Linked DNA regions of Homo sapiens: region 2 is linked to region 1. Evidence: chromatin contacts called from ENCODE Hi-C data. All regions are on one chromosome and are shown on one strand. Each heading gives the region's core, a stretch centred on a gene start or an enhancer-like site at or near the end of the contact. The rest is flanking DNA. Distances are from core to core; before and after follow the strand shown. Region 1 overlaps ARID1B (AT-rich interaction domain 1B). Region 2 overlaps ZDHHC14 (zDHHC palmitoyltransferase 14).

Region 1 (2,729 bases), core at 65-2,564:
TTTTTATTTCTAAATATTTCTTTAAAAGTCTATAGCCCAGTGGACTCGGGCATTTTCCCCAAACTTCAGTGCTCCTCTCTTCTAGCTATTATGCTGGAAGCTACCTGAAGCCTACCTCTGAACAAAGGAGGGGTTTAAGCTCATTAAAAGTAGTAGGCTTTTACATGACTGCTTCAAAATAACCTGGAGAGAGGCAGAAATGAGAGAGCATAGACTAAGAAGTAAGTTTAGCCATGAGTTCATAACTATTTTAGCTGACTGACAGGTACATGGGGGTTCATTAAACTGCTCTCTCTCCTTCTATATATATTTATACATTCTATAAATGTATAGAATATAAAATTTCTAAATCTTGAATATCTTTTTAATGAAAAGAAGATGTCAAGTCCTCCTGGAAAGCAGGGTTATGTCCCATTGCAACCAACTGTGTTTCCAATGCTGACTCCAGTCACAACTTAATGTTACATTTTGATTTCTTCCCATTGGCCAGCTAATATTCATTCTGAACAATTTAATGTTACTACTGTCATCTATCCCATATACACATACACACACAGTCACTGTTCTCTCATAAGAAATAGAGGTATGTGTGTGTACACACACTAAAGACTACAGTGAATATTATCCCAGATAACTCTACATTGATTAAGGCTGGTTGATAACAACTGCAGTGATTAACAGTGTTGGACGGTCAGTGCTCATCAACTCAGGCATTAGTTCAAGCACAAATGTGCATGGCCTGATGCTCTCCTATCCTAATTTGGTTGTTAGTTGGACTATGCTGGCTTACCTGGGAGAGATTGAAAGTAGCAACAGTGCTGTCATCATACAGAAGAATATTAATAGTGTCCAAAGCCCACGTACTCTCAGCCAAAAGACCTGATTTAAGGGACATCATCACACGCCACGCCTCAGGAGTAACTGAAGATGGGGAAGAACAAGGATATCATGAATGTTGACTCTATGCATGAAAGAACGAAAGTTAACGAAAGAGTAAGAAAAAATAAGTGGAGTGTTAAGTTAAATATTGACTTTAAACAAATGCTCTCAAGGACAGTTAAGCGTGATCATTTCCGATTTTAAATGGAGGCCATAGCTGTAACGAGAAACTTTTGTGGTTTCAGATCTCGCTTTGTTGGTCACGCAGGGGCCGAAAGTGCTTCTGGAGGTGGAGTGGTTGAGCACAGATGGTCCTTTCTCATGGCCGGGTTATTTCTTTCAGCCACCCTACAGAGTCTGCAATGTGGTATCAGAGCTTTTAATAAATGAGTCAAACCCAAAAGTGGTATTTGTCTTCTTTTGGCTTCACCACTCACGAGTGTCTCAAGGTGGCGTCCTGGAAGGCCGCCAAGTATGCAGAACATGGAAGCAAAATTTAACTCCAAGACAGCCTCCTCAGACACACGGCCTTGGCTTCCCAGGCTGCTTTCCTCTAGTCCTGTGCTCCTGCCCTCAGAACATGCTGTGATAAATATTAGCACTTTGATGGCTCAGATTTCTCAGGAGTATGGCTGGAGCCACAGAATGGGAAGTAATTTGTTGTTTTCCCTATTCCTGCTACTGAAGGAAACAAAATGATCAGGTAGAAAGTTTGGAAGATTTGCCATGAGACCCAGCTCGGCCAGATCCCTGGAGCTGCCTGGAGGCTGGGGGCATTCTCCAGGCACCAAGAATCATTGCATGAGGGGGAGACACCGTGGCTTTTCCACTTTTATTTTATCTGTTTTAAAATTTTCTAAGATAGCTACATACTGTTTTTACAATAAAAAAATCAAAATTACTTTTAAAAATAAACATGTAAATTTCCCTAGGTTGAAGACAAATGCTATATAACCCGCACTGGGAGATTTTTAGAAAATTTAGATGTATTTATTTAAACATACATATACACACATAAACACACAATACACGTGTGTGTGTGTGTATATATTTCTATATATAAAATGGTGCTCAGTGTCTGTGTCTCCTTCTCTCCCTCTGCAACCCCATATAAATACACACACACACATATTCTATATATATCTATATATCTATATTTATATCTATCTATATATATATATAAAGGGATATAGATACACATGCATTATATATAAATGGATAGATATATATAAAGGAATATGTGTGTGTGTGTGTGTGTATACAGTGGCACAGTCACTGCTGAAGCCTTGATCTCCTGGGCTCAAGTGATCCTCCTACCTCAGCCTCCTGAATAGCTGGGACTACAGAAATGAATCTCACTTTTGGCTAATTTTTTTTCTTTTTAGTAGAGACGAGGTTTTGCTAGGTTGTCCAAGGGTGGTCTCGAATTCCTGAGTTCAAGTGATTCTCCTGCCCTGGTCTCTCAATCTACATCTCCTTAATGTCCAGTGATTGATGTCTTTCAAATTATTAATATCTTTAATTTTCTAATCACTGAAAAAGATTTTAAGTCAATTTGTTCTTGATATTTTTTGAGTAATTTTTCCTAATATAACTCAGATCTATTATCTTCCTTCCTGTGTTAAAAGTACTTCAAAAATAATGCAGAAACCCTGTGTGTACTTCCAGATAGTCCAGACCTCTGATTAGTATTCAGAACATCCCACAGAGGATAAACAAGCAACATCAGCATTCGATTGACATGGTTCTTGGCCCAAGTCTACCAGTGCATTGGATGATATCAGTTCTATGTATCACAGCATAGCATATTCTTTATGTCATACCATCTATCAATCTACATATTACATACA
Region 2 (2,729 bases), core at 89-2,588, 370 kb before region 1:
GTATAATAATAATAAAATAAAAAAAAAGGTTAGTCCTCTTTCTTATTGTGGCTTGTACTCTAGGGAGGCCAGATAAACCCAGAATCTGTATTTTTTAATAATTTAAGTGTGCAGACAAATCATACTCATGGCAGATCTTAAACTTGGCTGATGATCGGGATCATCTAGGGCAGTGGTTCTCAACCAGGGCGATTTGCCTCCCGGGGGAAATCTGAAACCATCTAGAGATGTTTGTAGTTGTCATGAGTGGGAGGGAGTGTCACAAGTGGGACCTAGTGGGTGGTGGCCAGGGGTGTTGCTAAATGTCCTACAATGTGCAGGACAGCCCCTCCCAACAAAGAACGTTCCAGCCCCAGATATCAAGAGTGCTGAGGCTGAGAGGCCCTGCCCTAGGGTCTTGCTACTCAAAGTGTGGGCCATGGACTGGCAGTATTGGCATCACCAGGAAGCTTATTAGAAATGAATCATCTCAGCGTCTCCTCCCAGCCCCGACCCTGCTGAGCCAGAATCTGCATTTTCAAAGATTCCCCACACACCCTCCCACCCTGAATTTGGATTTGGATGCACGTGAAAATCTGAGGAGCCTTGCCGTAGGTGCACACACTTATTAGCAGGCAGGACAAAATTAACAGCAAGTCAGCCAACTAGTTAGCTAAGCTTGGTGAAGTCCCCGCCCCAAGCACCATTCACGAAAGGTTTACTTACCTAGCAGGCTCAAAAAAAAAAAAAAAAAAAAATACAGATTCCTCATTCCTGAAGATTCTTATCTGCAGGAGGGGCTAAGAATATGCATTTTTATAACAGCTCCCTGTGTACAGCTGAGAGAGACAGGTTTGTACACCATACAAGTAACAGCTGAACCCCAAGGCTGCATTTCAGTACCATTAGCTGGGGAATCTAAGCAGCTGGCTAAAAACACAGACAAAAGAGAAAGATGCAAGCCACTTACGAAGATGCTCCCGTCACCCAAAGAGCTGATATTATCTAGTTAATTATGGAAGGTCTGCCCAGTAAAACAGCCAGGCCAGGTGTTTAAACTGTTTGTTTTTGTTGTTATTTATAGCATCGTGAGTTTCCGTTCAAAGAAACTTTTACAAAGAACCTCAGTATACAAAACAGATGAGAGTGAAGCAGCTCTGGTTTATGGGGACACCCAACATGTCTGTCCCTTGCCTGGGCTCCAGGAGGCACAGTTTGAAAAACATCATGACAGACAATAGCTGTGGTCTAGAGTGCATGCTGATTTTAGGTGAGAAAGACCCTAATAAAGTACGTTTCATTCAAGGAATGCTCTCGTGCACATAGGCATGCTCTCATGAAGTTGAAGTGGCTATTTGCTTGAACTTTAACGTGAATGCGGAGTGGCAAACATCAATGTTCAAAAATGATTCCATGAATAGAAACACAAATATTCCTACAAATTGTTTTGAAAATATAAGTTCCAGAAAATGGAAACATAGAATGGCCCCAGTAAAGAGTATGATTCTTTGATCTGGTGGAGAAAACAGACTTCAGCTTCTCCATTTTTAAACCATGACAATCTCAGTTCCTGCAGTTCAGGGACATTGTAATTCATGCAAAGACCTTGAACTGTCAGATGCTATGATGTTCACAGCTATCAAAAGCTCTTTTTTCAGGGGCTGCCCAGACTCAGAAGGGCAATATAGATGTATGTGTGTGTGTATATATATATATATGTGTGTGTGTGTGTATATATATGTGTGTGTGTGTGTATATATATATGTGTGTGTGTGTGTGTATGTATATACATATATATATCACTAATTAGTACAATTAAAAACAATAAAAAGAAAGTGTTTAGTAGCTGCGACCTTTTTAGTTTAACTGAGTTAATCCAATACATGCTCATAACAAAATGAAAATTAATGACTACCTTATATTTTCCATACTATTTTTTTCCACATGGATGCCAAAGCCTTGCCCTTGAAAGGAAAAGAAAGTGGCTTTGTCCTTGCAAAGTTTTAATTTCCCTCAAATTGTGTCAAAGTTCTCTGAGTATATACACAAAACCGCTGTGCTGCGTAAGTGAAGATCAGTTCTTCCACTGAAAGCCAAAGCTAGAAATATTTGTGTGTTTCCACTTTGTGGTACATAATTTCTGCATTGTCAGAAATGGGTAAATATTGTACAGTGATAGAGATCAATTTGGGTTGTCAGTGTTTGCATTATTGTAAGACAAGTAGACAAGAACAAAGGTAAAAAGTGGACACTGGATACCACGCTATGGCAGGGCCAGGCTTCACCATTATCACCAGGAAAATCAGACAGGCTTTTATTGAAGTTTGAGTGGCATTAATATTGAGAGCATTAGCAAAAGACCTGAATGCAAGGGCTGGTTTATCACTCATTCTACACCGGACTGGTGCAAGATTTTATCTTTAGCATTGAAGAAAAGAGAATTAGGATTACCAGTACAGAAGCAGGGGATGCTATTTATAAGTACACTATACTTTAAAGAATAAAAATGCCCATCTATTATGGTCCTAAGCTCTTTTCTTTTTTGCCTCTAATCAACACAGATTGGATAAAATGAATAAAAATCTTCATTAAGGTTAACAAATATAAACCAATATATATACAAGCTTTAAAAGTATTTTTATATATTTAATGACACAAACAGTTGGAAACTACAAAGAAGACAATGTCTCCTTTGAAACAGAAAAATATAACCACAAAACTCTAGAAATAAAGCTAACAAAAAAATGGTA

What was found. A loop is a pair of places that touch in the nucleus more often than their neighbours do. Pooled maps may share reads with other maps.
Region 2: a pooled map shows a loop between it and region 1 (4-fold over the local background). The contact joins two enhancer-like sites. A Hi-C loop is called at or near these places in 6 of 37 single-sample maps with no recorded cell type and 4 of 50 pooled maps.

Annotation. Positions count from the first base shown.
Region 1 is chr6:157,202,058-157,204,786 of GRCh38, reverse strand. It overlaps ARID1B (AT-rich interaction domain 1B), which reads right to left. Exons shown (of 20, transcript NM_001374828.1): 19 at 791-921. Among named protein-coding and RNA genes, the nearest start is that of TMEM242, 120 kb to the left of the region's middle. Within about 2 kb of position 1,314, at least 2 of the 41 ENCODE cell types and tissues checked have a DNase peak (open chromatin) inside an H3K27ac peak, as active enhancers do.
Region 2 is chr6:157,569,785-157,572,513 of GRCh38, reverse strand. All of the region lies in intron 2 of ZDHHC14 (zDHHC palmitoyltransferase 14), which reads right to left. Among named protein-coding and RNA genes, the nearest start is that of MIR3692, 42 kb to the right of the region's middle. Within about 2 kb of position 1,338, at least 3 of the 41 ENCODE cell types and tissues checked have a DNase peak (open chromatin) inside an H3K27ac peak, as active enhancers do.